Regions from separate parts of the Mus musculus genome. Here region 1 is linked to region 2. Evidence: chromatin loops called from intact Hi-C (ENCODE). Cell type or tissue: left cerebral cortex. All regions are shown on one strand. Links, peaks and the distances in the headings refer to the core of each region. The heading gives the core; the rest is flanking DNA. Region 1 holds the start of Scn7a (sodium channel, voltage-gated, type VII, alpha). Region 2 overlaps Gm35265 (a long non-coding RNA gene).

The links. A loop is a pair of places that touch in the nucleus more often than their neighbours do. Peaks named below come from ENCODE experiments on the same cell type or tissue, not always from the same donor. Only the 100,000 strongest peaks of a DNase experiment are listed, where the experiment ranks them.
Region 1: a loop joins it to region 2, with 2.2 times the contacts of the local background. A loop is called at or near these places in 2 of 42 quality-filtered maps.

What each region holds. Positions count from the first base shown.
Region 1 is chr2:66,776,640-66,793,073 of GRCm38, reverse strand. Scn7a (sodium channel, voltage-gated, type VII, alpha) reads left to right here and starts at 8,164. Exons shown (of 25, transcript NM_009135.2): 1 at 8,164-8,364. In left cerebral cortex, for the core only: no CTCF peak of the experiment used is centred there; DNase peaks (open chromatin) are centred at 8,077 and 9,097.
Region 2 is chr2:66,637,633-66,654,066 of GRCm38, reverse strand. It overlaps Gm35265 (a long non-coding RNA gene), which reads right to left. Exons shown (of 7, transcript XR_374598.4): 2 at 14,016-14,135; 3 at 11,758-11,962; 4 at 8,901-8,945; 5 at 6,989-7,124; 6 at 6,157-6,251; 7 at 2,813-4,668. Among named protein-coding and RNA genes, the nearest start is that of Scn9a, 11 kb to the right of the region's middle. In left cerebral cortex, for the core only: a CTCF peak has its summit at 9,505 (motif pointing right); a DNase peak (open chromatin) is centred at 9,496.

The sequences.
Region 1 (16,434 bases), core at 4,335-12,334, 140 kb before region 2:
AAAGAAATGGATCCCGTAAAATGGTTCAGTGAGAAAACATACTTGGGACCAAAGTTGATGACGAGGATTCTTATCCCAAAAGCTGATGCAGAAAAAAATCTGCCTTCAGCCAGTTGTCTCCTGCTCTGCCTTTGTGGGAGTGTGTGTGTGTTTGTGTATGTGTTTGTATATGTGTTTTTATGTGTGTGTGTGTGTGTGTGTGTGTGTGTGTGTGTGTGTGTGTGTTTGTGTGGTGTACATACATTCATGCAATGATAAATAAGTAAAATAAAATAAATATTTGGAAAACTAATCACTTTACAAGACTAATGAAAACCTATTACTATACTGATCTATCTGAACTCATCACCTGAAAATTCCAAGTTATGTGAAATAAATAATTGCATTCAGATGTTTTAGCTAGTACATTCATTAGACATCCTGGAAGCAGTAATAGATCCCAAAGTACAAAGAGTTAACAAGTTTGAGTGAGCCAAATTCTTTGGAACACTGTGGCTCTCCACAAATTCTGTTTGAGAGACACAAACTCTGCTGGTTTTTAGTTACTCTTATGTTAAGAGATTATAGTGCTGAAATCTGATTCATATACATGGTATAAACATATTAACAATTTCACACGAACACAGGCAGTGAAAAAAATAACTTCCAGTAAGTGACAACAAGCTGAAACTTACCAATTATGGTTTTTATTTTATTTTTATCATTTTGAGTCCCCTGGGCCTCTCCCAAGCCTGTCTGGGAAGTACTTGCAGGTGGCTGATGAAGATGTAATTGAAACTGGAATGAATTGTGGTTAGGAACATTTTGAACATGAATTTCAGACAGGCTAATAGGTTTTATAGTCTGATTCCTAGGATTAAGATGGTATTATAAAACCAAGGAATGTATGAAACAGCTCAAAAAATCCTGTATGAGTAGAAATCCCCACTTTAAGTGTTTAGTATCTTTTCTAAACTAAAATATTTAATTTAAATTTCTTCTAATTTTCTTTAGTGATTATGTCTCTATTTAGAAGAATTTTGGAAACTCAAACTGAGATAATGTGTTTATTGCCTATATATCCCAGGAATCCCAAGAAAATAAAATTAATTTAAAATCTTTTTTGACCTATGGTTAATGTTTCACCACAACTATTATAAGGCTACTCAAACAACTAGCATTAGTAGTAGGCTGTCTTTCATATCTGAGAATCTAAGATATGCTAAGGCTGTTTATGTTGGGTTCTCTGAGTGTCAAACTTTTCCAGTTTTACTCAGCAACCAGGGCCACATCCCAACAACTACAAAACAAAAGACAAGACTGAAGACTATGATAAGGTTTTCTTGAAGCAATGCCAAGGAACTCAAATTTATAGTGTTGTTTATAGAAGTCTCTATATATAAAGCCTGATAAGAAAGCAACACTGTCTTTGTGTGTAAAGACTTTAACTATTGACGACTTTTCTAGTGATATGTCAACGTACACCTGAAGAATCAATTAGCATTAGAGAAAAATCCATGTGAATTGAGAAGAATTATAAAGTCTGGGGTAGGCCATGTAGCTCCATGTTATAGTGCTTGGTATAGCATAAGCGAGGACCTGGGTTCAACCTCCCACATTCTAAAATTAAAGGATACACAAAATGCCAACCCTCAGGAAGACCTGCTTCTACAGTATGATTTATAATTTATTCATCCTTAAAAGCTATTGTTCTGGTTTTGACAACAGTCCAAAAGCCATACGTGTTCCTTATCATCCCTTAGCAAAGATAAAGAAAGGATAGGGAACAGGGAGATGGGGAGGGTATAGGGGATTTTCAGAGACTAAACTAGGAAAGGGGATAACGTGAAATATAAATGAAGAAAATATCTAATAAAAAACATTTAAAAAAGGAAAGGATGCTGATTATGCAGAGCATCTACCTACAAAGTCATGTTGAAGAAACAGCTTCATTCTTGTATTGTTAATTGACACAACAAATAATTGGGTATGTTTGTGAGCCACACTGTGGTGTTTTGACATCTGAATGCACTGTGAAAATAGTCAAACTAATTAACATATCCATCCCTCACCAATGTTATTATGTGTGGTGATAATTTTAAAAATATGTGCTGGGTAGTTTTGACACATGTGATAATATTTCCTTTATGTGGTTAGCAGATCGTACACAGTGTCACCAAAGCTTATTCCCTCAGCGTAATTAAAATAGCTGTACACTTTGGCTGGAATCTCCATCTTCTTCCCCCATCTCCAGCCACAATTCACCTGTCTAACGTCCATTTGGATGCTCCTACACAGAAATAAGATCATTAGAGCATCTGCTTTTCTGGGTGTGGCTTAGTTCCTGTCCCATTACAAGCAACCTTTCATGCTTTTGCAAATCACAGAATTCACATTTCATATGGTCCTATAGTATTCTAGTGTGTGCATATTCCATTTCTTTACTCACAGGTGTGTTGGTGGACCCTGTAGTTAAGAAATGAAAGTACGGGGGCTGGTGAGATGGCTCAGCGATTAAGAGTGCTGACTGCTCTTCCAGAGGACCAGAGTTCAAATCCCAGCAACCACATGGTGGCTCACAACCATCTGTAATGAGATCTGATACCCTCCACTTGTGTGTCTGAAGACAGCTACAGTGTACTTCTAAATAATAAATAAATAAATTGTATTTTTTAAAAAGAGAAATAAAAGTACAGCTATCTTTTTGATGTCGCAACTTCAATTCCTTTGAAATTTTACTGAGAAATACTGTTACATTGTATTATAACACTATTTTTAGCTTTATAACTTCCATATCCTTTTCCACAATTACAGCATGAACTTACATTCCTATCAACCATACAGACCTGTTCTACTTTCTGCATCTCCGTCAAGTATTTCTCTTTGGTTGCTCTTTAGCTATACAAAACTTCACTAATAACTTAGTTATATATATTTTCTAAATCTCCATGAACCTGTGGAACGGTGACAGGTGATGAATGTTTACCCAGATAATTACTCCTAATGGATATGCATGCAAGCATTCACTGTTGTAAACTTTTTGTTCAATTTATGATTTGAATTTATGTGTACACTTGTGATGATCATTTTACCATGTGATCATGTACAAGAGAGGAGTGTGAATTTTCCTTGTTTCACTTAGGATAGTTATGATCATTCTGCTTTTCCCCTTTTAGAGAGATTTCATCAGAAACATTTTACAACTTAGAAATAAAAGCTAAAACAGGTTTTCGAAGTGTCCCTTTTTCTTCCTAAGACTTCAACTAGCAAGCTGCAAGTTAGAGCCATACAATTCCTGTGGTGATAGAGCAAAGGCTACATTACTTTATTCCGCCCACCCACACTCACCCCTGCTGTTAGGCTAGAGGTGTTAATCCTCTAAACCAGTGGCTTTTAACCCTCAGAATGAGCAAGAAAGGTTTTAGGGCTCTTTAGACATTACCATCAACATTCAGTATAGTTGGAGAGCTAGAACATCCAGAGACCATCAGTCTTAGAGCCCCACCAGACTTCTACTCTGTGTCTCCTTTTAACTCTCTCCAGGCCAGGAGATTCTCAGTAAATGCATGCACATATACAACCTGCTAAAACACTATATGCATGATTGCATACGGGCTAACTACTTCATATTGGACAGTTAATTAAGAGGGTTTCCCCTAGGAAGACTACTTTTCCTGTTTTCAGAAGTTCATAGCTGTGGACAAGTCCTTGTCAGAGGGTTGGGCCCCAGTAAGATTTTCTCCTCCAAAATAGAATGTCTATTGGAGTTGCCACTTTCAGGATTGGTTTAAGCTTCCATATTGTTGAGTTATCATAAATGTAGCTTCTTTGTTGGTTCTAGGATATTTGATCTCAAAGGAGACCTTCTGGTCTTCTGGATATTACAATCTTTCCCAACTCCTTCTAGGATAATCCCTGAATTTTAGGTCGAAGTTAGTTGCATTGTAGTTGTATCCATTGGGGATTGGAACCCCACAATCAGCTGTTCTCTTCCTTTTAATGAGTTTTGGATTTCTGTAAGTTTCTGTCTACTCCAAAGAGTGTCTCCTTCAATGAGGATTATGGGATAATTTTCTCTGTGGGTATAAGGATAAATTTTTAGAGTATAGTTAGGAATTATTCTGGTTTAGTAAAGTGTGGAACAAGTTTTTTGTTTTTGTTTTTGTTTTTGTTTTTTCCATCCATGACATCACTAGCACTGAGTAGTTGACTAGGTTTCCACTTCCAGATACAGTTTCTCTCCTAGTGAAAGGGGTTTAAATTCAACAAAATAGCTATTGCTGCAAATCCAGGCAAGATTGCTCCACTGTACACTTAGGGATATCGTAACATACTGGTCTTTGTCCTGGTTCATAAGCATCACAGCTGAGCAGGAGTATGTGTTATTTCCTCTTTGGTGGCTTTCATAGGATCTTCTAATAAACATAAAAACTAATCTTCAGGGAGGAAGCTTTCAGGTAAGATCAGCTCATATCCTCCAAGTTCTTTGTCCAAAATGCATGGTACCTCCATCTCTGAGAAGAAACCAAGGTCAGGAGCAAAAAAGTGATTTTGAGACTCTCTATCTGATGTGGTATGGAGAAGAGAATTCCCTATTAGAGATAAACCTTAGAATTCTTCAGTTGAGTCTCTTCTGCACATGGATGTAAAGGCTGTTAAAAGTGGCAGCAAGGGCTGGTGAAATGGCTCAGTGGGTAAGAGCACCTGACTGCTCTTCCAAAGGTCCCGAGTTCAAATCCCAGCAACCACATGGTGGCTCACAACCATCTGTAAGGAGATCTGACTCCCTCTTCTGGAGTGTCTGAAGACAGCTACAGTGTACTTACATATAACAAATAAATAAATCTTAAAAAAAAAAGTGGCAGCAAGAGTTTGGATAGAGAAGATACTACCAATCACAAAATAAATTATTTTTAGATGTATTTTTAAATTAAACATAATTACATCATATTATTCTTTTCTTCCCTCCAACTCTTTCTATGCACCTCCCTGATGCTCTCTCTCAAATTTATAGTCTCAAATATATATACATACATACATATGTGTGTGTGTGTGTTAAGATAAACTGAACAGAGTACATGTGAAGCCCAAGGTGTAGTTTTAAAAACGGATATACGTGTGTTTGGTAGAATAGTTTGATATTTTACTGTGTTTATATTTACTCAGGCCTATGTAAATTCTGGGGTGGTTATATAGATAAAAACGAAGTCCAGATCCATCTGCACTTCTGATACTGATCTGTTGGTGTTAGAATAAACATCCCCTGTTTACACAGGCTATAAGAAAAATAGTGATCCCAGGTCAAATGGCTGTTTAAAAGAGTATGTTTTTCTTGATGAGCCAGAAGAATAATAAGTGCACAGCTTCTGTAATTTGGATTGTGCAGAAGATAAAACAGTTTAGAAAATACAATAAAATATTCAATTATTATATTATATGATATTATATTGTGGACAAGACTAGACAAGGTCCAAAGCAAGATGTATAAAGTAGGGTCCACCTTCTACATATCTTTCTGCTTGAGAAAAACAGAGAGACAGTTTAGTTCACTCCTTGGAAAATAATGATTGTAGGAATGTTTCAGCAAATTCCATTATCTAACAGTGTTAGCAGAATATTTGTTTTAAAATAATTTAATTTAAATATACTGCTTCTAAACCAAACTTTCTACCTTGCGATGTAAACCCAGTCTGAAGGCTCTCCTCTGCACCTCACTTCTCAGATCGTGAGTTGGCAGCTGCCTGTTTGCTCACACAGTATGTAAGATTGTTCTTGTCAGTACTCCTTTCAAACAACGTATTACATGTTTGAGACATCTGGTAGGTATTGCTTAAGAATGTCACACAAATTTTAATTTGTCCAAGCTCACAGCTTATTGCCTCCCTTCAATTTCTAAGCTTCCTCCCTCCAACCATTTTCCCTCCAAATTCTATATGCCCCTTAGTTGTTGTTAACCCCCTAGGTCCATTTAGCACTGCTAATGAGTGTAGGTACAAGACAATCATTCAGGGGTCTTTCCCCAGATTTCTAAGTCACCAATAGCTGCTCAGATAGAGGTAGGATATTTGAGCTCTACCCTGACCTGTACCTGGATTTTGTTTGTCTTTCTTTTATACCAGTCTTGCGCATGCAGCCACACTGCTGAGCATTCATTTGTGCCAGAGTCTACCCATGCCTTGGCAAATACTGTTTCACTGTAGATGTCCTGTACTCCTGGCTCATGTATTTATTTCCTTCTCCCATAATGATTCCTGGGCCTTGAGAGGAGAGGGTGTGATATATCCTTTTTAGGACTAAGCATCCCATATTCTTTGTGTTGCCCAATTGTTTGTCGCAGAATAACTCTATTTAATAAATAAACTTGTTTGAAGAAGGTTGTGAAATTCACTAATTTAAAAAAGATAATTTAAAACCTAGAGTTCATTCAACATAATAAAACAAAAATGTTCTTCCTTAGCAACTGTGATCTAGTTGGGTACTGGTTTGGGACCCAGTTAACAATGTGAGGTTTAAGTTCGGTCTTGTAGAGTGGGCTGTAGGTCCAATCAGTAAGTGATTAGAGATTATAATAACATTTGTGTCACAATGCAATAGTGGGTATATCTTGTCAGGGCTGGAGATTTTATATAGGACTCTCTAGCACTATGAAAGCTATCCAATAAGGACAAAATTTTCAGGTGAATGTTAGATTTATATCCCCATTCTATGACTCAAGTATACAGCATCTTCAGGAACAGGGTCTACAAGAGTTTCTTAAGGGCAACCAAGAGGAATAACAATTGTGTATAATGTTGGAAATTGTGTCTGTGAGACTTGATGGACAACTTAAAAATTGGTAACCAGTAGCTGGCATTCTGCATTAGGAAAACATCTGATGCCCATGGAAGGCAATTCTCCTCCCACTATAGGATAACTCCATTTAAACCAATTTTAAAGTTATACACACACAAGCATTCACACACACACGCACATGCACACACACACACATGCACACACACAAATACACACACACACACACACACACACACACACACACACACACACACACACTGCTATAGTAATTTTTCCATATGATATTTGCCTAGCTTTGAGAATGTTTTACAAAATATTTGTGGTTGGAAATAATAAAAGATAGATAGGATTGTGTTGGTAAGCATGGCAGATTGCCCCCAAGACAATACTTTGCACACTAAGAATTGCATTTGTAATAACACTACAAAATGTGGGCAAGAAAAACTGGAAATCCATGTACCATCTTTGAGAAAGAAGTCAAGTGGATATTTGGCATTGCAAAATTGTTACTTTTATTTTTAGATTTGATAATAGTACTAGATTAAATTCTGTAAAATATTTTTTTATTCATGGACATATGCTGATTTTTAACAAACCATAGTTTTAATAAATCCTGGACAAAATAGGATTATACAATGAATGGTCTATGTTGTTTCAAAACCTCTGCTCCATCTCAGAAAACAAACAAACAAACAAACAAACACATCTTCCCTAAACCCCTCAGAACACATTCTAGATGTAGAACATGCCGATTTTTTAAAAGAACAATAACAGTCTCCTCTGTGCCTCACTTATCTTCCAGTGGCTAGAGTATGACACAAATATGCAATGGTTTTTGTCTTCCAATAAAGTACCTCCTAAGCAGTTGCACACCTGCACAGAACAGCATCCACTGCAATGTCCAGTTCCCATCCTGAAGGCTGACAGTGCAGGCTGACATTTTAGCCCCATGTGTTCTACTGGGCAGCCAGACCAGTGTAGGGAAAGCTTTCTGCAGATCAGGACCCTGCGTTTGCCATCCTCCCCTTAATATACTTCCCTCCCTTTTTCTACACACTCAGTGGCATACAAACACACAATTTAGCGTCATCCTGCTTTTGCTGTTCTCCCACATTTTAGACCTTTCATGTCTTTGCCCAGCTCTCTCCTCTCTTCACAAAATCCTAATCCCCCTTGACCGACTGGATCCTTCCCAGGGAGCAGGGGAATGCAAAGCCACTGCTGAAGCTGTTATTGCCTCTGCAGCTGGGTCTCTGTCAATATCAGCCGCCCACGCTTATCTAGCTTCTAGAGTCACAGACTGGCCTGGAGATGAGGGTGGGGGAGTGGCCAAGAGAAGAGAGGCAGGAAGGGAAAGGAAACAAAAACAGCTACAAGGCTTGCTAGGCATCTGTCTGTAGGTGGTCTCTGGGTCTGTGGAGCTAGCCTGGTGGCTGAGTGTTTAGCTGGAAGCAGCAGTGGACCGCAACCACATTGCAACAACCTCCGTAGTAGAGATCTGAGAAGACAAGCCCAGGAGAGCAAAGGGCTCTCGTGAGCCTTGCATCTGGGGTTCTTGCTGGAGTTTTAGTGAAGACTAGCATTTGACAGCAAGTAAGTACATTTTTTTTTTTATCTTTTAGTGACAATTCCAGGATTGGGGATAGCTCATGGCTGTACCCCGCTTTTCCGTCCCATTTCACCCGCCCCACCCCGTGTACAATCTTTGGGAAATGTTTGAGAATCAAAAAGAACAGTAATATCTAGACCTGAACTAACAGTTGCAAGGTGGGTGCTTGCTTTGCATGTGTGGTTAGGTATATCACCCAGGTAAACTGAAACCAAGAGATAATCTGTTTCTGTAAAATTTCTAGAACTCCCTAGGAAGTGATGGTCAGAACAGATGAAGCAGGTTATGAGAGTTGGACTATACTATTAAGGAATTCAGACTCTGTATTTTGGGTAATATTGCACATTCAAGAGTGGAACTTTTGAAGTGCCAACCTCAGTATTAAAACAGATGAGGAATGCTATTGGAATTGGTGTGTCTCTCTTGAGCAGATTGGAGTTTGACAGTATTTGATTCAACATGGCTTACATTTTATTTGCTGTATTATGTGATCTCTCAAGCACGTTCGTTGCTTCTAGACGTCTTTTTCCTTTCGGATGATGCTATTCTGGTTGTGATACCTCCAACACTTACAAAATTATCAGAGCAGTGCTAATGCTGGATCCATATAATCGTCTCAGCTGATGGACTTGTTCAATGTGCCATGTGGATTTTGGTCAGGAAAAACTGAAATAGAAGGGTGAAAGTATTTTGGTAGGCGTTTAGAGAGAATATAAAGCACAGTAGAAGGAACCTGCTGTGGAGTGTTCAGAATCCTGGCACCTTGCCTGCCATGACTAGCCCTTAGGTGCTATTATCAGCTGCTACTTTTACAAGTAGTACAGCCAAGATCCATAAGAAATAAAAGCCCCTTTCCTCTTCTGTGGGCTTCTTTCACTCACTTTACAGTTACCCTCCTACTTTCATATTCTGAGTAATAATTGGACGAATTGTTGGGCTATCTACTAATTGAACTAGAATCCCAGCCGTAAAATTTGGGGAATTTAGAATTATAATACTTCATTTGCATTTGGTGTAACAATATGAATTGTTAATATATTCTTAACGTCATCATAATTTGTTCTCCTGACTTTTAAAAATGACATTTAACTAATTCCTGCTGAGAACTAATACAGACTATGTGAATTGTATTATGAAAGTAATCATTTGTGTAACTATTGCATTTTCCCTAATTTACCAGTGTGACTCCCATTTGAACTGTAGCATCCATATGGAAAGATGGGGTCTTTAGACAAACTGTTCTAGAATTACACGAGTAAGAGAAAGTTGATTATGCCTCTCATCATGCATACCCTTGAAAGGATAGTATAACCTGTAAGAGTTCATCCTTCTAAATGGTGTACAACTCATATTATAGCTCTCTTAGGTCTACTGTAAATATGATCTATCCTTTATCTCTTTTTAATTTCAAATTTTGCTTTTGGTATATGGCCTTACTTTATGAGTTAAAAATATTAAACACAGCAAGTAGACCATTTGGAATTTATTTGATATAATTATTAATATGGATTCAATCAAGTTTAGGCATTAAAAATCCTTGGTTTCGGATATTCATTATTCAGTCTTACAGTTCTGCATAGGGCAACCTGAGCTCCCCTTTACTCATGGGTATATCTAAAATCACAGAATTAACTGAAATTGGTCATGAGACTATGAAATAGGGGTTATCTAGCCTTGGATGATATGTTAGGGACCTGTCCAGCTGCTTATCAATCTCACCTGGAGAAGTGGGGTAAGAACCAAACATGTGGGCACTGGACATTCTGTCTCTTGGTTCTTGTGGAGCAAATAAATGGACAAGGTATGATATGTGCTATGATTGAAATTTCTCAACTGAGGTGATGCATGTCTTATCAGATTAGAAATGGAGAGTCATCCACCACAAGTTCTGGTGCACACATATAAGAGATACACAGGATAAAGACAGACAGACAGACAGAGAGAGAGAGAGAGAGAGAGAGAGAGAGAGAGAGAATAGAAAGTCAATATCCTGCCTTTCCTTGGATAAGAATTGTGCTAATGCTTCCAATTCTAACCCTCACTGGAGTAAGCTCTGCATGTCAGAGCAGGACCCAGAGATTCACACACAACTCTCTCTAACCACAATTTAAACCTTGTCTTCAGAATTTATGGTAGAATCATTTGTTCACAAGAGACATTCTTTCAAATATATATTTAATCTTTGAAATTATAATATAATTACAGTATCTTACCCCCTTTGCTTACCTCATTTTTACCTCATTACCCTTTTTATTCCCACCTCATTGCTTTCTCACAAATTCATTGTCTCTATATCTTAAATTATTGTTACATTTTTGGGATTCTGGCCTTTTATTTTCACAAGCCAATATTAATGCTGATCATGAGACTATCTGTAACTCCTACCAACCTCCACTGACTGTTAGCAAAGATTCTTTCTTCCCATGAGCTTAATTTGTAAAACAGTCATCATTTCCCTTGTATCAGCCTTCCTCTCTCCTTTATCTCCTGGGTGATATAACATCAGATAGGCAAAGTCTTACCTCCCAAACATTGAAAGATGGAGCCTTTGGCTTTGAATAGAACGCTTTCATATGATGGTTGCTATGGATATGCTCTGTCATATCTCTTGACTCAGTTAAGGTTCTGATTTGCATATATTTATGTGGTTACTGCTTCTTTCTTTATAAACCAGGATCTCTCTTATTGTACTCTGTTCTCCTATACCAAACAATAAAGTCTTCCTGTTGTTGGTCCAGCTTTGTAGATTCAGCTCACTCTGCTGATGATAGCTGAAAATAACTGGGGATAGCTCCATAGCAGGGTCGAGTATCAATCTCATTGTGTAGGTGTCAAAGTTCTTGACTGAAAGAAAAGTTAAACATAGGGTCCTGCTCATAAAAAAAAATCAGACTTAAAATGTCTACAATTAGAATGTTGCTTTCCAACTAGAATACCAGATGCTGATTCTTTGGGTAGCATAGTTCTTGAATGAATAAGCTGTGTCCAGTGGAATATTCTATATTCTGTGTTTTAAACATAAAGAGTGAAGCTCTCCAGTTCAACAGAGTCATCACCGTCTGAATCACAGATTATAGGTTGCCACTTTGGCTCTGGTCCATAGATTCTATCTTCCCTTGACCATATAGGCCTAAGTTGGTCATGATTTTGCCCAGTGCAAAGTGAGATTAAAAACGAATTCATTGTCATTCAGCTCAGTTTTATTTCAAAGTTTCCCTGTTGTTGCTCTCCAATTTGAAATTGGTGGGCAGCTATTATGTTTAGTTTTCATATTTGAAAGCCTACAGTGGTTTGGGAGGACTATGGGATCCTAAAATGTCAGGCAGACTCAGGATGATCTAGAGAAGTAAAGAGGCAGTCCCAAGAATTCTTTGGGCTTCCAGGAAATATCCCATTCTGGATTCACAAACATTGCATAGATCCGTTGGCATCTAATACTGTTGTCCAAAGATCTTAGGGTTGCTGGGGATGGTACAAGCTACATTCATTTCTGGATCCCTTTTTATTTCTCAAACAGAGACAAGAGAGCATTCCTCTCCTTTGAGGTCTTAAATGGCCTCTGGCCAGCTGTTTCTGGTCAAAGGTTTGACAGACTAGGCTTGTAAGAATATTTAATTTCGAAAGCTTTTGGCTTTTCCCCAGCATGCTTGTTTTGTAGAGAAGACAAGAACAGCATGGTAGATTTCACAATCTCAGTAGTAGACCTTCCTAGGGAACCATGAAATTGGCATAGAAACATTCAAATGGATATTGGTCATATGAACAGCTTTCACCCTGGTGCCTGGAGTTCTCCCATAATTATATTGCCTGAGTAGTTATGAAAGTTCACTGTGTTGAAACCACCTTCCACAGACTTGATACCCTCTGTGTTCTTGCAGACATTCAAATTCGTATTGAACGTAGATTGTATTTTTTTCTTCTTTAAAAAATAAAGATTCATCTTTGATGGCTTCATAAATGTATATAATGCATCCCGAGAATACTCGCCTCCCTTTATACTCTCTTATTCCCCTTCTTTTCCTACCAGTTCTCCCTCCTTCCGGCAGCTCTCCTTCCCATTGTCATGGCATTTTGTTTCAGTTAGTTTTGGTTTTTATCTTATGTTTTGACTCACAAAAATCTAACTAGGGCTCTGTCTGTAAAGCATAGTGTAAAGCAATCTGCTGGAGCATGGTGGAGTCACCAATAGAACTTACCACTGGGTGGGAGGAGGGAGACATCCCACTTTCCTAGCATCTATTAATACCCAATAGATTCCCAGCTACAATGATATCTTTCTTTATGTTGAATTAACTTATAAAAATATATCTCATTTTATCTGTCTTGGCCCTTTTCTGTATCTCCTGGGTAATACAATATCAACTAGAGAGATCTCACATCCCAGTGGTAATAATGGATCCTTTGAGGTTGGGAAGATCTTTTCGTCCAATGACTAGAACAGCCAGGACTGAATGTTTTCTGGCCCTATCTTGTGAATCCCAGTGGAGGAAACCACACCTCCTGAGTTCATAATTTCAAAGACCTTTCTGTCACTTATTCTGAAGTGGCACAGACTGTATTTGTGGTGGCATGGCCAGAGAACAGTGTTCTCAACGTACGGGCTGCAACCCCTTTGGCAATTCTCTATCTTTAAAAATATGTACATAATGTTTTCTAACAGTCACAAAATTACAGGTATGAAGTAGAAAGGAAAATAGTTTTATGGTTGGGGTCACTACAATATAAGAAACTCTATGAAAGGATCAGAGCATTAGGAAGGTTGATCACCACTGATATAGACAGTCATTATTTATTATTCTTTGCACCTTAAGCAGCTATTCTGCATTCATTGCTATTTAACTGAAAAACAAGCCACTTCTCTGGTCAAGGATGAGAGTACCATCCCATCCATAGTAGTAATAAACAATATTTTGAAGATAGTTTTATATCATGTTGCTTTAGCAAAACCATAATAGTAAGTGCCCTCTAAGGGGATATTATCTCTCCAAGTAGCCATGGGCATTTCTTTTTTTTTAAATATTTTTTATTACATATTTTCCTCAATTACATTTCCAATGCTATCGCAAAAGTCCCGCATACCCTCCCCCCCACTTCCCTACCCACCCATTCCCATTTTTTTGGCCCTGGCGTTCCCCTGTACTGGGGCATATATAGTTTGCGTGTCCCATGGGCCTCTCTTTCCAATGATGGCCGACTAGGCTTTCTTTTGATACATATGCAGCTAGAGTCAAGAGCTCCAGGGTACTGGTTAGTTCATAATGTTGTTCCACCTAGCCATGGGCATTTCTATCAAGTATTTCTTACCTCTTGTGAGACAAACCTCCATTCTAACCGTAAGGGGATGACTACTCAGTAATAGTTCCCACTACTGCACCAGTAGGCAGATCTTGCCTGTCAAGTCAGTGTAATAGCATTCAAAGTCTACCACTGGGAAAGACCCCTCATGACTTCTCTCTTCCAGCTATCTGTATAGCATCTTTCACAAATATGAAATCACTTAGCAGGCAGGAAGCTTCTAGTTAATTTTGAGCGTGAGTTCTCTGTGTCCTACAGTCAATGTGTGTGTGGCTTTACAATGGGCTCTTGCCATGTAATTCTTGTGGCAGCTGAAAGGAATGGCTACAGTGTGTGTTATACTGTGGTTTCTGGGACCTTTCTGAACAATAATTCTTAGCAATTCAAAAGTTTGTCCTGCCACTGCTCTTATAATTAAGCTGACTATGCCACTCTGAATGTTGGTGACTCTAATTCCTCTTCCTTCAATACAAGACATATTCAAACACAGTGAATCCTAGTTATAAAATTGAGGCATTGTAAAATCTATGTTTGCTAGACTGTAAGTGAAATTTGTCTTTTTTTTTATTAGATATTTTCTTCATTTACATTTTAAATGCTATCCCCGAAGCCCCCTATACCCTTCCCCCGCCCTGCTCCCCAACCCACTCCGGCCCTGGCATTCCCCTGTACTGGGGCATATGATCTTCGCAATACCAAGGGCCTCTCTTCCCATTGATGGACGACTAGGCCACTCTGCTACATATGAATCTAGAGACACATCTCTGGGTGGGGGTACTGGTTAGCTCATATAGTTGTTCCTCCTATAGGGTTGCAGACCCCATTAAAAACAGTGATAAAGTCTGTTCTTAAGCCTTTGTTGGCACATCCTCACTTATTAAACCAATATTTGTAACTCATAATTCATAACATCCTGAATTAAAATTTTAAGAATTATAATCTAACAAAAAAGGAATGTAAATAATTGAATTTCCTTTCTCTTTATGGCTGAATTTTATATATCTGATTTACCAGTTCTTCTGTTGATAGACAAAGAGGCTGCTTCTGTATTATTCCCATGGTAAATAATGGTGTAACTAAAATTATCATGCTGACAATCTCTTAAAAATTCTGATCAAACACATGAAACTCAAGAAAAATGAAGACTGAAGTGTGGACACTATGCCCCTCCTTAGAAGTGGGAACAAAACACCCATGGAAGGAGTTACAGAAACAAAGTTTGGAGCTGAGATGAAAGGATGGACCATGTAGAGACTGCCATATCCAGGGATCCACCCCATAATCAGCATCCAAACGCTGACACCATTGCATATACTAGCAAGATTTTATCGAAAGGACCCAGATGTAGCTGTCTCTTGTGAGACTATGCCGGGGCCTAGCAAACACAGAAGTGGATGCTCACAGTCAGCTAATGGATGGATCACAGGGCTCCCAATGGAGGAGCTAGAGAAAGTACCCAAGGAGCTAAAGGGATCTTCAACCCTATAGGTGGAACAACATTATGAACTAACCAGTACCCCTGAGCTCTTGACTCTAGCTGCATATGTATCAAAAGATGGCCTAGTCGGCCATCACTGGAAAGAGAGGCCCATTGGACACGCAGACTTTGTGTGCCCCGGTACAGGGGAACGCCAGGGCCAAAGGGGGGGAGTGGGTGGGTAGGGGAGTGGGGGTGGGTGGGTAAGGGGGACTTTTGGTATAGCATTGGAAATGTAAATGAGCTAAATACCTAATAAAAAATGGAAAAAAAAATATAATAAAAAAAAAAAATTCTGATCATAGTCCCTACATGCATACATACACACAAACACAAGTGCGCGCACACACACACACACACACACACACACACACACACACTCACACATTCACAGAGAGAGAGGGAGAGGGAGACAGAGATGGAGACAGAGAGATAGAGAGAGGTGTTATAATGTACATGAATCAAAAATATATTTTACAACATTAACTTAAATATCACCTTGGCATTCATAGAGGCTTGATTTCAGGATGCCTTTATGGGTTCCAAAATCTGTAGAATTTTAAGTTTCTTACATTAAGTCATGTAATGTTTTCATTTATCTCTGCAAATCTTCCCATCTATAATAAGTCATTCGTAGATCACTTAAAACACAAAGTTTAATGCCATCACATGATTTAGTGAGCTGCTTACAGCCAAAATTAGTTGACCTGGTTACAGATCAGAACTTCAAAACCTTATGTCCAAAGACAGTGTACAAATTGTCCATAGATCAGGCTAGATAAAATTCTAGGAACAAGTTACAGACTGGGAAGCAGATACCAACAATAACCAACCCAGATTTAGGAAAAGTAGAACAACAAGGAGATTAAACAAAAGAAGTATTCCAGATGGCTGCCAACTTATAGGCAGACTGCTGTTATCTCAGTCAAAATACTCTTATTCTCAAATTTTCACTGTATGACTTCAATTTCTGGGTTTTCACAATCTATACCAACTGAAAAGCATGTTATCCTAAAAAAAAAATAATACAGAAAATTATACTCTGATCTCAAATATATCATAGTACCCATTGCATACCAACATATGCCAGTCAACCAAAGGCTGATAACTGAGATAATTCTCTTTTATGTCACTATAGAGTTTCACCATTAAAATTATTGATTATGATAATTTTATTAAGGCTTCTCAGAATTTTATTACTTACAATCATCTTTCCTTGTAAGCTTCAGCTTTCAGAAATCAATGATTATATATTTCATATACTCCAATTTTAAAAAAAGAA
Region 2 (16,434 bases), core at 5,057-13,056:
GTCCTTGCAACAAAGGCTTGCTAGTGTATGCAATGGTGTCATCGCTTGGAGGCTAATTATGGGATGGATCCCTGGATATGGCAGTCTCTACATGGACCATCCTTTTGTCTCAGCTCCAAACTTTGTCTCTGTAACTCCTTCCATGGGTTATTGTTTCCAATTCTAAGAATGAGCAAAGTGTCCACACTTTGGTCTTCGTTCTTCTTCAGTTTCATATGTTTTACATATTGTACCTTATATCTCGCTATACTAAGTTTCTGGGTTAATATCTACTTATCAGTGAGTACATTTCATTTGAGTTCTTTTGTGATTGGGTTACCTCACTCAGGATGATGCCCTCCAGGTCCAACCATTTGCCTAGGAATTTCGTGAATTCATTCTTTTTAATAGCTGAGTAGTACTCCATTGTGTAAATGCACCACATTTTTTTGTATCGATCCCGCCGTGTGTATCCTGTACAGGCAGGTGACCATTTTCCCAGCCAGAGGATAGGGACCTGCCCGGCGCGGGAGCGCATTGCCTGAGCATTGGCAGCAGACAACTTAGTTCCGGGACCCTGCCGAGTGTACCCTGCACAGACATCTTGGTTCCAGGACCCCTCCGAGTGTATCCTGCACAGCTCCAGAGAATACCAGATGGCGAAAGGCAAACGTAAGAATCCTACTAACAGAAATCAAGACCACTCACCATCATCAGAACGCAGCACCCCCACGCCACCTAGTCCTGGGCACCCCAACACAACCGAAAAGCTAGACCCGGATTTAAAAGCATATCTCATGATGATGGTAGAGGACATCAAGAAGAACTTTAATAACTCACTTAAAGAAATACAGGAGAACACTGCTAAAGAGTTACAAGTCCTTAAAGAAAAGCAGGAAAACACAACCAAACAGGTAGAAGTCCTTATAGAAAAACAGGAAAACACATCCAAACAGGTGATGGAAATGAACAAAACCATACTAGACCTAAAAAGGGAAGTAGACACAATAAAGAAAACCCAAAGTGAGGCAACGCTGGAGATAGAAACCCTAGGAAAGAAATCTGGGACCATAGACGCGAGCATCAGCAACAGAATACAAGAGATGGAAGAGAGAATCTCAGGTGCAGAAGATTCCATAGAGAACATCGGCACTGCCCTGGCTTTTAATCTCTCTCCCTTCTGTCCCCTTTCACACTCTCCCTTTTTCTTTTCTGTGGTTAATTTTAATTACCTTCTGCTCAATAGTGGTGGCAAAGCATCCTCAAGGAATAGATTCTCAGAAGCAGTAGCCAACATTAAAACCTTAGCTCTGGAATCTTTTATTTGTGCAGCATACTTGTTGATTTCCTGCAACTTTTAATTAGACATATTTTGTTTATTTAAGATAAGCCCATATCAGATATGTTCAATAGGATGATACAAATGGATGGCACCTACATTGTAATGAGGATTAGTGGGGGTGTGTGCTAATGTCTGGGAAACTATAAACATTCAAAAGAACACAGCTACATATTCACTCATGTATTTAACATTGAACATTAACTACTGGTCCCATTTGGCATTCTCAGATATTTATATGGATATAGTTTTACTTAATCCTAACGGAGTCAAATTCATCAGATGTTACCGTTCTCATGATGAGGAGAGAACTAGAGCTTAGAATATTTCAATAACTCTAGTGACCACGCATTTGATAAATGTCCCCTGCCACTAAAGCAAAGACTCCCTTCACTTTCTCTTTGAAAATATCATCCTGGGTGAGGTAACCCAAACCCAAAGGACATGCATGCTATGTACTCACTGATAAGTGGATGAATATTAGCCATAATACACTACACCCCACAGACCCTAAGAAGTTAAACAAGAAGGACAGACCAAGTGAGAATGCTTCAATCCCACTTAGAAGGGAGAACAAAGTAATCGTGGGAGGCAGAGGAATGGAGAGACATGAGTGCGAGGGGGCAGGGAGCAGGGGAACAGGATCAGGTGTGGGGAGGAAACAGAAGAAAAGCCCAGAGGACCAGGAGAATGAATGGAAATATGCAGCTGCCAGGGATGAGGGGTGGGGGTGGAACAAAACTCTAGAAAGTCGCAGAGACTTGGGAAGGGAGAGGCTCCCAGGACTCAGTGGGGGTGACTTCGGCCAATTTGGGATCCATCCCTAGATGGCACCAAACCCTGACACTATTACTGATGCCATGTTGTGGTTGCAGTCAGGAGCCTAGCACAACCATCCTCTGAGTGCCCCAGCAGCTAACTGAGACAGAAGCAGATACAGACAACCATTAGACTGAGGTCAGGGACTCCTATGAAAGAGTTCCGGAAGGATTAAAGGAACTGAAGGGGATGGCAACCCCATAGGAAAACCAACAGAGTCAACTAAGCTGAACCCCTGGAATATTCCAGAGGCTAAGCCACCAACTAAAGAGCGTACATGAGCTGATCCGAGGCCCCAGGCACATACATGGCAGAGGGCTGCCTTGTCTGGTCTCAGTGGGAGAGGAGGTGCCTAATCCTGTAGGAAGTGGGATGCCTGGAGGCGGGAGCAACCTCTCAGAGGTAAAGTGGAGGGGAGATGCAGGGGGTACCAGGAAGTAGGCAATACTTAGGGTGTAAATAAATAATTAATTTAAAAAATTATATTCTTTGGTCTGAGATTTGTCTGTTATATAGAATTTACCTTGCATTTTAAGAACTCCAAATTTGATTTTTAGCATTTATGTAATAATAATAATAATAATGAATATTCTTCATTACACACCATAAATATTATTACATTTTGTGTGATATAATAATTTATATGCTGAGAATAAACCAAAAACAATCACATGATTTTGCAGATTATTATCAGTTACATTACAAAGCCAATTTATTAATAAAGACAAATGACTGACAGAAAAATGTTAAAGAGAATAAGTTGTCCAAAACTGAGACATTTTGTTTTGAATTCCTGAGACTTAACTGATTTTGTCAATGTGATGTGATAATGTAAATCACTTCCTGGGAACAGATAGTCTCCCACAACTTATAAAGTAGATCAATACAGCTACAATGAGCCAGTGTTAATCATCCCAGCCTTGTACCACTATTCTGTCCCTTCTCTCCTCCCCGGCTTGCTGAGCAGTGTTGCATCCCTTAACATGGGTCAGTGGACAAAAGGTTAGTAAAAGAGATTGTGTCCATTAAGTCTTAGTCTATATGTCTCTGGTGGCCTGTATTAAGTCATAATATACCACAGGCTGTAATCACATGAGAAAGTGAGGCGTAACACAAAAAGTAACAGGGTCTCCAGACACTCTGAAGACAATGCTCGCCTAAAGGGGGTACCGGTCTTATGAGGTGTTTTCCCTCCATCTCAACTTCTGAGTTCCCAACAGTGTAAATCAATAATCCAGAGCCTTACTACAGCCAGCTCCATTGCTTGGAAGGCTCTTCCTGTCTCCTTCCCATGCTCCTAAGATACTATCAATTAGCCAATTCATTTTTTGGCCTCCAGTTCTGTCTTTCTTCCTTTAATTGAAGAGTCAGAGGTAATGCCAAATTCTAGAGACTGCAGACAGTTTTCCTCAAAATGCCTGCCGTTTTCCTGTAATAATTGAACAGGAGGAAACTGACTCTATTTGCTCAGCATTGTGAGCAATGCAGATTGGCTTCTGTTGCAGAGATGTCAAGCCAAAAGGTTGCTGTGGTATTTCACTGGAAAATACTTTCTAGCTTCAATCATAGAGGAGTTGAATACCTTTCTCCAGGGACTCAGGTGGTCCAAGCAAAAAATTAGGACATTCAGGTGTGAATTGTTCATTAGATGTGGACTGCCTCTGCTGAAGAACTGCAATCTTTTTTTTTTCAATATAATCTTTTTTTCAATTTTTTATTAAATATTTTCTTCGTTTACATTTCAAATGCTATCTCAAAAGTCTCCTATACCCTCTCCCCACCCCGTTCCCCTACCCACCCATTCCCACTACTTGGCCCTGGTGTTCCCCTGTACTGGGGCATATAAAGTTTGCAAGACAAAGGGGCCTCTCTTCCCAATGATGGCCAACTAGGCCATCTTCTACTACATATGCAGCTAGAGACATGAGCTCTGGGGGTATTGGTTAGTTCATATTGTTGTTCCACCTATAGGGTTGCAGACCCCTTCAACTCCTTGGGTACTTTCTCTAGCTCCTCCATTGGGGGCCCTGTGTTCCATCCAATAGATGACTGTGAGCATCCACTTCTGTATTTGCCAGGCACTGGAATAGCCTCACATGAGACAGCTATATCAGGGTCCTTTCAGCAAAATCTTGCTGGCATATGCAATAGTGAAGAATTACAATCTTATATGAGGCAGCTACCTTCAAGCTAGAGAAGCTCTCAAACAGGATCTCAGATATAAGCCATCAATATCCATACTGCTTCTGACTTGATGAAGCCATTGTTCCCCAAGAGGAAGTACAAAAGAGCTCAGTTTTCTATAACCCAATATCCACTGGATGCTTTCTCTCCTCTCTATGCACAGCTATTAAATATGAGTCTCTAAATTAACAAGTGTAGATCTAGAAAATGATTGTAGCCTGGTGATGGTGATACGCACCTTTAATTCCAATATTTGGGAGCCAGAGTTAGGTAGATCTATGTAAGTCTAAGGCCAGCCTGGTTAACCGAACTAGTTCCAGAACACAGGGTACATACACAGAGAATCACTGTCTTGGAAAGAAAGAAAGAAAGAAAGAAAGAAAGAAAGAAAGAAAGAAAGAAAGAAAGAAAGAAAGAAAGAGAGAGAGAAAGAGAGAGAGAAAGAGAGAAAGAAAGAGAGAAAGAAGAAACAAAGGTTAATATATAATATATATTTTGTATTACATATTACACATATAGTGGGATTGCAACTTAATTTTTAAAATCACAGGGAATGCCAGAAAGAAATTTTTTTTCTGTTAAAAGTGCAGTTTTTATAACAACACTGTGTTTTATGTATTTGTGTTAAAACTTTATGTTTTATAATATATAATGGAACTTTAAACCATAAAGCACGTTAATTTTACTGACACTGTATTATACATATTTGATTATCCCCCAAATATTTGAACTTGTCTGTCAAATAACAACTCAAACAGTACGTATAAAACTTTACACATCATTTTCCTTTATTAAATCTACTTCCTTGTCAATCTTCTCTTGTTCTGAATAAGGAAAGGTTTGTTAGGGAAACTGTTTTTTTGTTGTTGTTGTTTTTTTGTTTTGTTTTGTTTTGTTTTGTTTTTTACAATTTTTTTATTACATATTTTCCTCAGTTACATTTCCAATGCTATCCCAAAAGTCCCCCATAATCCCCCCCACTTCCCTACCCACCCATTCCCATTTTTTGGCCCTGGCGTTCCCCTGTACTGGGGCATATAAAGTTTGCCTGTCCAATGGGCCTCTCTTTCCAGTGATGGCCGACTAGACCATGTTTTATATGCAGCTAGAGTCAAGAGCTCCGGGGTACTGGTTAGTTCATAATGTTGTTGCACCTACAGGGTTGCAGATCTCTTTAGCTCCTTGGATACTTTCTCTAGCTCCTCCATTGGGGGCCCTGTGATCCATCCAATAGCTGGCTGTGAGCATCCACTTATGTGTTTGCTAGGACCCAGCCTAGTCTCACAAGAGACAGCTATATCAGGGTCCTTTCAGCAAACCCTTGCTAGTGTATGCAATGGTGTCATCATTTGGAGGCTAATTATGGGATGGATCCCTGGATATGGCAGTCTCTAGATGGTCCATCCTTTTGTCTCAGCTCCACACTTAAGGCCCAGGTGGGATGCAAGCCTAAGTAGAAATTTAAAGCCTAGGTAACTGTTACATGTCTAACCTGGCATTTTGTGCTTTTGTGTTTTTACTAATGTCATAAGGAAACTTTCTCAAATGCTGTTTCTGCTGTTACTGGGAAATTTTCTCATGCCCCAGTTGATTACATATTCTGTTATGTTCTGTGCTTTGGTGTTCTTGGAAACAAATCATAATAGAAGTCAGTTGGGACTGCTTTGTGTAGTTAGTCATGATAAACTTGGAACTGAACCAACTACCATGCAGCACTTCCTGCACCTGTGTATGAGTTTTTATAGTTTTTGCTTTTCTAAGCTGCCTCTGGGTTGGACCCCAAAATAAGAGAGTCACCTGTACCAATATAAGAAACTATTTGGATTAAGACTTACATTTTGAGTAGGTATCCAGTAAAGTTTAAGTTCTCAAGACATCCCTGGGAACTGACATCCTTCTTGGCCAAGACATGTAATTGGTAATTGACACCCTGGTTGGAAAGTTAAGATATAAAAGTTAGTCAAGGCAAGTCCCCTGCCACTGTTGAATACCCCAACCAATGGGGGCAGGATAAGTGTACAATAAAGACATGTTCCTGAAGAAGTTCTGTATCCCTAAATCCCGATTGGTGAAATAATTAGACACAGATGTTTGTGGCTTAAAAACTCCATAGGATTCTAGCTGGGCATCACAGCCATCTCCCAAGTCGAGTCTGCAGCCCTGATCAATCAGTCTTAGGATGTAGCATTCAATAAACCAATACTATTTGGCTATGATCAGTGTCTGGGTGGTTTGTGCAGTGACCCCAACAGAAACTATCATCACAGCTTGTATACTGGCTTGTACTGGTTACTCCTGACTGTTCTCCTGTGTGAGTCCTGCATGCCCTTTGCCTCTCTAATATGCTTAAACAATCTATGACTCTTTACCATTCTGTTTAATCTTCACATGACTGATTTTCACATGACTGATTTCTTCGTATTTAGTTTTCTCACGAACTAATTTCATCTTATTTTAGAAAAGTCTCAGTTCAAAGCGGTCGGTCTGGGACTTTCTGTGCAGCCCATACTAGTCTTAACCTCATAGGCCTTCCAGTCCAAGCTTCCTGAAGGTTGGGATGATATGCACCCACCAGCACACGTGGCGGTAATTTTCTTTCACAATAGGAATGATGCTTCTAAAAATAAAGTGTGATGGTGACATGTGTTTTTGAAACATTTGACATACCTCCCTTTTTCAAAAAAGTACTGACAATTTGGCAGGTAATCTTCGAATCCGTTTATGACAACACTGAACTTCATCTTCTCTCATCTCCTCTCATCTTCTCAAGTACATCCTACCATAGACACAGAACTGAGGTGCTCTGAAAATTCACAAAAGAATTTGTCATTGCACACAATGCCCCCTTTTGCTGGAAATTTCTCATGCAGACTCAGACACTGAAGTTTTAAACATCCTTTACTGGCTGGTTTTACAGGTCAATTTGACACAACTGGAGTTATCACAGACAAAGGAGCCTTCCTGTGAGATCCAGCTGTAAGGCATTTTCTCAATTAGTGATCAATGGGGGAGGGTTTCTTGTGAATAGAGCCATCCCTGGGCTGGTAGCCTTGGGTTCTATAAGAAATCAAACTGAGCAAGCCAGAGGAAGCGAGCCAGTAAGCAGCACCCCTCCATGGCCTCTGCATCAGCTTCTGCCTCCAGATTCCTGAGTTGTGTGAGTTCCGGTCCTGACTTTCTTTGGTGATGAACAGCAATGTGAAAGTGTAAGCTGAATAATTTCTTTCCTCCCCAACTTGCTTCTTGGTCATGATGTTTTATGCAGAAATAGAAACTCTGACTAAGACACATCCTCTCTGGTCCAGATTAAGTGTCTCTTTTTCTGAGAAGTCTTTGTTGGCACTCAACCTACATTTATAATAAAATGGGACACACTGTTCATTAAAGGGAATTTCAGGCATAATGGGACCGTGCAGGATGGGAATCTAAGACATCAAAAAGGGTTTAGAAAATTTGGTATATACAGTCTTCAAAATGAGGTGGTCAAGTGTGGCTATAAGGCCAAGTGTCTCAGGAAAGCTCAAGAGCAAACTGAACATCACAGTGTGGAAGCTGTTTCTGTGGTCCAGACAAAATTTAAGCCACTGAAGCTAAAATAGTGGGAGCAGAGATAGATATCAGTAATATATGAAATAGAAGTAATAAATGAGACATATTTAGTGTAAATATTTCAACTGAAGGAAAGAAGGATAAAAGGTGGGAGATGAAGAGAAGAAAAGATGTAGAGGGGAGAGAGAAATTTTAGGAAAGAATGTTTGTTCTGGTCTGCTCTCCTTTCTGTTTGCTTAGATAGGAACTGCTGACTTGAACTGCCTGCCATCCATCCATCTCTTTTATTTTCTAGGTGTGAGCCGTGCTATTCTTTTTCTTATATATTTGAGATGATAATTAAAGTTAAGTAAAAATAGAAGATACAAATATTTTCAGTAGCACTCATTGCTACTTTCTACAGCTCATCAAAACGTACCCTCCTCAAATGCTCTGTGCTTCTCTGCCTTCACTTGTGACTCAGGGTCTTCGCTTTTTCACTCAAGAGCAGTAACCAGCAGAGTTCAATTAGGGGTAGAAACCGATAGTTTTATTGCTTGGAGCATGGAGAGATCAATAGTTCAAACCTGGTCTCACTTGGAAATATGTTCAAACACTTACTCAAGAGGTTTTGAAGTCCTAACTTTGGGAAACAGCATAGAGAGTGAGGAAACCTTCCCAAGGAATGAGTCTTTTCCCAAGGATGCCACTATCCCTTCTCGTCTCTCTCCTCAAACACTCATCCTATCCTGGGAATCTACTTTGTTCTATATCTTCCCTACCTGTCTGCCCATTGAATCTATCTCATACCTGTCCATCCTCATTTTTAATTTTCTTTCATCGTTAGAGGTATTTTCATCCAGCAATACAGCTGCTCTGGCAAGGAATCACACCCAAAGACCTTCTAGGTCTCTGTGATCCAGCTGGAATACAGACACGCCTTTATTTCCAGGAGACCTGGGGCAAGCAGATCTCTTAGTTTAAGGCCAGCCTAGAATAGACCAAGTTTCAAGTAAAGAAAAATGTTAGGTCCAAGCATAGTGATACATACCTTTAATCCCAGCTCTGACAATAAAGGCCAGTAGATCTCTGAGTTCTAGTCAGCAAGTTTAGTTGAGTCAGTAAGTTGAGTGGCAGTGCAAGGCAGTAGAGTTTATGGCAGTTCAATTGGTGGAGTTCAGAGGTAGTTTTTACAGGGGGGAGGGCAGGAAGAGACAAAGAGATAGAAAGAACAATATTTAAGTCAGATATGTGAAATCGATAAGCCAAAGTATATTTCCTGATACATTACTCATATATCGTCGAAAGATTGTCTTTATGTCATTTAAAGATGGATTTTAATATGTTTTTGTTAAAATTTGTATGCAATATATTTTTATCATATTTTTTCCCTTCCCTCGACTTCTCCTAGATCTTCTCTATCTCCCTACCCACACTGCTGGGAAAGAGGAAATCAGTTTTCTACAATAGAATGACCTTGGGTATATCCACAAGACTCCATGGACGTCCCCATGCCAGTAGTAATGGCCAAACACAAAAAGGGTTCCGTGTTTTTTATGGGCTTTTTCTTGATTTGATAAAGATGAGTGTGAGGCTGAATAGCCAAGCATTACTGTTCAGGCTGGTAACTCAACCTATACCAGTCTACATCTTTTGAACACCAGGTGGCAGTAAGTGCAATGTTTATCAAAGATGACGAAGGAAAGTTTGAACATGAATTCAAAATAAATACTGTAGAATTTTGAGTTTGGCACATTTACGTATGATTGAAAAATGTTAGCTTGCAGTAATTTTTTGAATGTTTACCTAACTACTGAAATATATCACGTAAGTTTGGGTTGCTAGGATTTCTGTTCTGTTTGATTTTTAATTGACAAGTAAGAATTGTAAGTCTGTATATGAAGTCTGTATATGTATGTATATAACATTTGATGTGTTTATACTATAAGATGTCATAGTAATTAAACAATCTATTTTCATATATGTATATAAATACATATATATGTTGTATATTGTATGCTATATGTATATGATTATTTACATTAGTAGCAAAATACTTCTGATCATGTCCTCTAAAGTCAAGGTCTTATTCATTTCTATGACCTCCGTTCTATTAAGTATCTTCTCATGACATCTTTTAACTTCTACCAAATCACAGTTCAGTGAAATTTTACTTAATTTTACTTTAATTCAGAATGTTGCATATATTAATAAAAAGAAAAAAGAGCTAAGGAATAAAATACCTTGATATAATTTATCACAAGTGTTCCCATTTATATAGGAAAGAACTAAAATAAATAGACATTAAGGGACCCATCAGAGACAATTGAGAACCAGGAAATGGCTTAGGTACTCTGCACACCACATTCTACTGTGTAATTTTCTTTGACATATTTAACTTCAGTCAACAGGTATATTTGTGAATAAATGAGCTGATGACACGTTTATGTATTTATAGTTTACTTTGTTCTTCTAAAGATATCAAATTCTATTTTCAATTCAGGTAGTATTGTCTGGATGCATACATTGTACTTAAAGAGACAGAATAGCAAACTTCCCTATAGCAATAACATAACCTACTACTAAGTGCATGTTCCAGAATCAAGCTGTCTAAGTCAGTAGATAGCTTGCCTCTCCATAATTGTGCCTTCAAGAGAGACTATTAAGTTTAAGTTCTTCTGCTTTAAGAATACCACCTGGGGTAGAGATGGGGTGGGGAGGGGGAAAAGATGTCTGCAAGACTTATTGTATGGAAGAAAATAATTCAACAACATTTATAAAAATAATTCCAGTTACTAAGAATTAAAATGAAGTTAAGCACAAGGAGTTAGCTTCAGGAAACTCTGACCTCTGGGAAACAACCACCAAAATTCCCAAACAGACCAGTTTCAAATGACGTAATAGTCAAGCTCACTCTGAATGGATCATGAGATAACCAGATCCTAACATTCCTTAGAGGGTTTTGGTTTTTTGTTGTTGTTGTTGGTGGTGGTGATGGTAGTGGTGGTGGTGGTGATGGTAGTAGTGGTGGTGGTGGTGGTGGTGGTGGTTTGGTTTGGTTTGGGCTTTTTGTTTTGTTTTTCTGTTTTGTTTTTTGTTGTATTTTTGCTGTTCCATCTCTCTGACTGCCTTATCAGGAAAATGAAATCACTAATCTGCTTGGATTTGGTATATGCATTCTTTCATATCTACAAAATCATACTTGTCTCCTAGCTCCTTAAAAGACTGGCTCCATTTAGGTTGACTGACTCTACGAAGTTAAACTAAACTGTTGGAACACTGACTGACAGGAAGACAAAAATATAGAGAGGTTCTGACTCCTGTCAGGCCTGATAAACCTCAGTTGCCAGCCAATGGTTCTAGCTTCCCAGGTTCCAAAGTCTCAATATCTGATTAATTTCACCTTCCTCAATAGCTTCAGCTAACTTCCTTGTACAACATAGTAATGCCTTTAGAGGAATGAATACCTTAGAAGAGAATGCCTTTTTTTCTCACCATGGCTCTGGAACAGAAATAGCTAATGATCAAACCAGTCGTTACTTGTACTGACCAACGCGATTTTGACTGTTACTTTACAGTTGCTAACCCCCATCCTTCTCCATTCCTTCTTCTTCCATACCTTGTTCATAAACCACACTACCACCTCAGTGCAAAGGCTCTGTACTAGATAAATAGAATCTGTGATGTTCAGGTGGCCACCTGACTTTGTTCCAAGTAAACTCTTTTCATTCTGCTGACCTCAAGCTGAACTTTCAGTTGATGACTTCCATGAATATGAAAGGTCCAAGAATACTGGACTCTGTCTCCCTACCACATGTCTCTTCAGACTTGGCTTCTGGTACCAGTCATCCACTAGTCATCTACATTTCTCTGCAATTTTTTTTTATTATTATTATTTAGGAACTTACATGGAGTTCAGGGTAGGATCTCTGGGCATCTCTCTTCTTGGTTTTTGCTGAAACTGTTCATCCAAGCTATGTTCTGCTTTTTCTCTGTGAGAATTAGCAGGAAACTGTCTTCTCTGTCCTTGTTAATAAATGGGCATCATGTCTCATCATCTTTGACAAAAGGGTTGAGTCTCAAAGGGGTCGATATTACATATCAGTGAAGAACCTAAAAAGATTTTATTCTAGCCAGTTTAGTAGAAACACTTTTGAAAAGTATAGTTGTTTCTTGATTTCTAATTCAGTTCTTCCTTGAATATGATCATTCACTTGTAGTATGACTCTAACAAGAATATGTGGAAGCAAATAAGTTTAAAGAGGAGACACTTATGCTTCTAGCTATGGCACTAAAGCATTGGTAGGGCTATTGGACCTTGGTATCTGACTAGCAGCTATGTGGTAGTATTTTTAACAGGAGAATATTTTTACCCAATTTTCAGCACATCTGGAAGATGCACATAAAGGCTGTTACCTGGCACATCTCACAAGGCACATAGTAATTAGCTTCTCATTACAGGAAAGAGAGAAAGGAAGGAAGGAAGGAAGGAAGGAAGGAAGGAAGGAAGGAAGGAAGGAAGGAAGGAAAGAAAGAAAGAAAGAAAGAAAGAAAGAAAGAAAGAAAGAAAGAAAGAAAGAAAGAAAGAAAGAAAGAAAGAAAAAGGCAGCATCAACTCAAGAGCTCCTAAGGGATCCTTTGGGAACATGAATTAAAGTCCAGTACTTTTATCAATAATCTCTGTAAACAAAACTAAAAGCTAGTGTGTGAGTCTTGATTAGTGGACATACATATGCTTCATGGTGTGTATATGAGGTTCAGAAGACAAAATTTCCAATCCAGTTCTTTTCTTTGCCAAGTGAGTTTGAGGAGACATAACCCAGGTCCCCACTGTATCTGCTGGTCCATCTGGATAGCTCCACTTTTCTGAATATTTGTATGAAAATACTCTAACCACTCATGCATTATTATTTTATTATATGCTATAATTTACTATTCATCAAATGGCACATTCTTAGAAAGCTCTGGTGGCAAATAAGTTTATTTAAACGTCACCAAAACAGGTTCCAAGTTAAATGTGTGATCTTCTCTCCAACATTATAATTACATTCTGCTTTAAATAAATCTGATAGGCTGATAGGGTATTTACTCCTAAATTTGATCGCTAGTCCTATGAGGGGCTGAAGAATGATCAAGAGAAACAGAGACTGTGTTTCTTTTTAAGTCCTTTTCCCAGCTATTTAAGTTTGATTCTTATGTTAAAATGCAGAGCATAATGTAAATGTAGTTTTTTAATTACATTAAAACTAAATATATACCAAAATTAAACCCACAATCACATAGATCTACAAATTTGAAAAACTCATGATATTAAAGATTCAATTGTTATTAAATCATAGGAAATTGTGCTGTGGGTTATTTAAATGATAAACTTCATACTTAGCAATAAAATGACTCCCAGTGACATACAGATATACCTATAAGTCAGCCATTCCCTCAGCTCAAATCAGAGAAATTCCTCCTTGCAGCTGATAGGATGGTAATTAACACAGAAGTCCACAACTGGAAATTGTGAAGAGACTGAGAGACACTGAAGCTCTCTTTCCTAAATGAGATGTCATCATAGAAATCATCAAACCCCTTCCCTGGAGGCTTAGCAATCTCTGTGGAAGAGGAGGTAGAAAGATTGTAGGAGCCAGAAGTGATGGTTGACAAGAGGGACACAATGTCTTCAAGATACAAGACCAACACCCATATGAACTCACAGAGACTGTGACAGCGTGCACAGGACCTGTATAAGTTCAAGCCAGGTGAAGTCCCAGTACTGAGAGTGGGAATTGGACTCAGGGTCCCATCCCTAACCAAGAACACATTTGCAATTGATATGCAATGCAAAAAAGAAAATCACTGTGCATATCAACCACACCAGGGCAGTGTGCACATCTAAAAGTAGTTAGTCAAAACAAAATAAATTCCATTATTTTTTCCCCTCAGAGCTTTTTGTTTCATTTCTGTTTGTTTGTTTGCTTCATTTTTTGTTTTGTTATTAGTCGTTTGAGCTTTTTGTTTTAGCTTTCTTTTCATGGGTTGTATTTGGTTTTTGGTTTGGGGATGGGTAGGTAGTTGGGAGTGACCTGTGAAGAGATGGGGAATGGGAAAGGACATGATCAAAATATGCTTATAAAATATAATTATATAATTATAAATAAATAAATTTAATACTTACAATGTAAGAGCTTTCAAGCAAGTTCACAGCCATACATCTAAAATTTGGATCACTGGGTTTGTGTCAGAAACCTTGGCTTCACTTAAGTCAGAAATTTATGAAGAACTCTTGAGCCAGATACTGCAAATACAGAAATATTGAGATCAATGTATCCTCTTTCTCGAGAATTCATTGATTTTATAAGATGGTATCACATAGATCTGAGACTGGCCTTGGAGCTCATTACATTCCCTAATGGGTGACCTTGAACTTCTAATCATCTGCCTTCTGTCTGCCAAGTCAGGGAAATATGGGTGTGTTCTACCATGCCCAATTTCTGTATTGTTGAAGATTGACCCCACACTCCATGCCATGCACAACTAGCCTTTTACTATCTGGGCTGCACCATCACGCCTGGTTTCATTTTTCTTTTGTTCTGTTTTCTTGCTCTCCTGTCATGATGTCCATATTTTCTTTTATTGTAGAAAGGAGACATATTGCAGAATTTTATGTCCTTACCTTGGTAACAGTGTTTTGTTTGTTTCTGGATCTATTCCTATCTACTGATGTTTGTAATGGCCTTGGCTCATATTCACTTCTCTGTACAGATGGCAAATTTTGTATATTATTGGATGCTGGTCAATGTGAATTTCACATTATTAGATGCATTTTAATGTTGGATATTATCCTAGCTACCTTGTAAGTAAATCAAAATTAGTTGGTTCCTTTTAAGACTTGCTTTTAAATGTCAGGTTCAGTACATCAGCTTGCAACGATTCTCGCTTTTAAGGTTAAACCCTTCTTAGGAACTGACCCAGTATTTCTCTTGTAATGGGGATTTTCTTTTTCCCTTTGAAAAGAAGAATATAAAACATCACCACCTCTTGGTGGTATATGGGGATTTCTTAACCTGCTGCTGCTTAATGCTAGTTCTGCCTTTTGCCTTGATTATTGCTGTTCTCGTGTAATTTTAGATCAGTCAAAGCTTCCAGGGCACTGGGCTCCTGATCTCTGGTGTGCCAGGTAGGCTTCCTCCTCCTGGTGTTCTGTCATATCACTTCTATCTGCTAAGACAAGCTCAACTTGCTACTTTCTTCCTTCATTTGGTGGTCCCTTACTTCTGAGCAGTGGCTTGGAAACTACCTTCTAAGAATAAGCAGATCCATCTTGTGTATTATGTTTCATGATGTCTGAAAACTAATGATTTGTGTAATTTCCCCTTTTGTTTAGCTTGAGACTTCTTTGTGCAAGATACAGCATTGGTAATAGTATTTTTCATCTAAAACTACTCTACTGGAAGGTCATTGGGGTTATCAAAAACGTGCCTGAAGGAGTCATCTCTAATTGGCCCTATGTATGTGAAAAATTCATACTGAGCAATTAAGAAATGTTTATACTATCTAAATATTAACTGCGTGAAAAAGCAAAGCATATTTACTTTCTTGACAGGAATCAAGAAATGGACACCATGTTAAACTAGACCACAAAACACTAGATGCTAACACAGCTGGGGTCCTACTTTTCCTTAGTTGTTATAATTTGTATTATTTGTCTAGTTTAACATATCAGCAGCTTATGTCTGACATCCATCAATGAATCTCATGTAAAATGCTAAATAAAATCACCATGTTCTGCTTTGTTCAATGGCTATTCCTAGTTGTCAACTAGACTACATCTGGAATGAACTACAGCCCAGAAATGAAGGGCACACCTTTAATCCAGATCTTGAGATTAGAAGACTCAGGCTCCTACCCTGATCTTGACATGGAAATCTTGAGGCATAGTTGCCATGAAAAGCTTAGGCCTAGGCAAGGTAGTACACACCTTTAATTTCAAGAAGCTGAGGCAAGCTGATCTTTGAGTTCAAGGTCAGCCTGGGACAAAGTAAGTTCCATATTCAGGTGTGGTGGTACACACCTTTAATCTGGGCAACATCTTCTGCTGGAGTCCTACATAAAGACGTTGGAAGACTCACTCTTTGCCTGTTTGCACTTACTTGCCAGCATATCTGTTGGAACGTACGTCTTCAAGATTCCAGCTTAGACAGAAGATGAACTGAAACAACTAGCCTCATGGAAAGGGGGAACATGTAGATTCTTGGATTTCCCATCTACAGCTGCCTATTGTTGGGTTAGTTGGACTACAGTCATTACAATAAATTCCCTTTATAGAGACATTCCATAAGTTCTGTGACTCTAGAGAACACTAATACACTTTGCTTTGTATATATATCCACTCAGCAACAAAACAATAATTGTTGTTTATTTTTTCACTTCCACAAAAGCAACTTTCTACCTCATCTGTCCTCCTTAAATAATAATATTGACAGTCTTGTATACAACCTATTGTTACAGTAATTGTCTAGCATTTGTATTTTATTTTTAATAGTACTGTTATTTCTATATTAAAACAATATTATCACAAAAGTACACTTACTTTC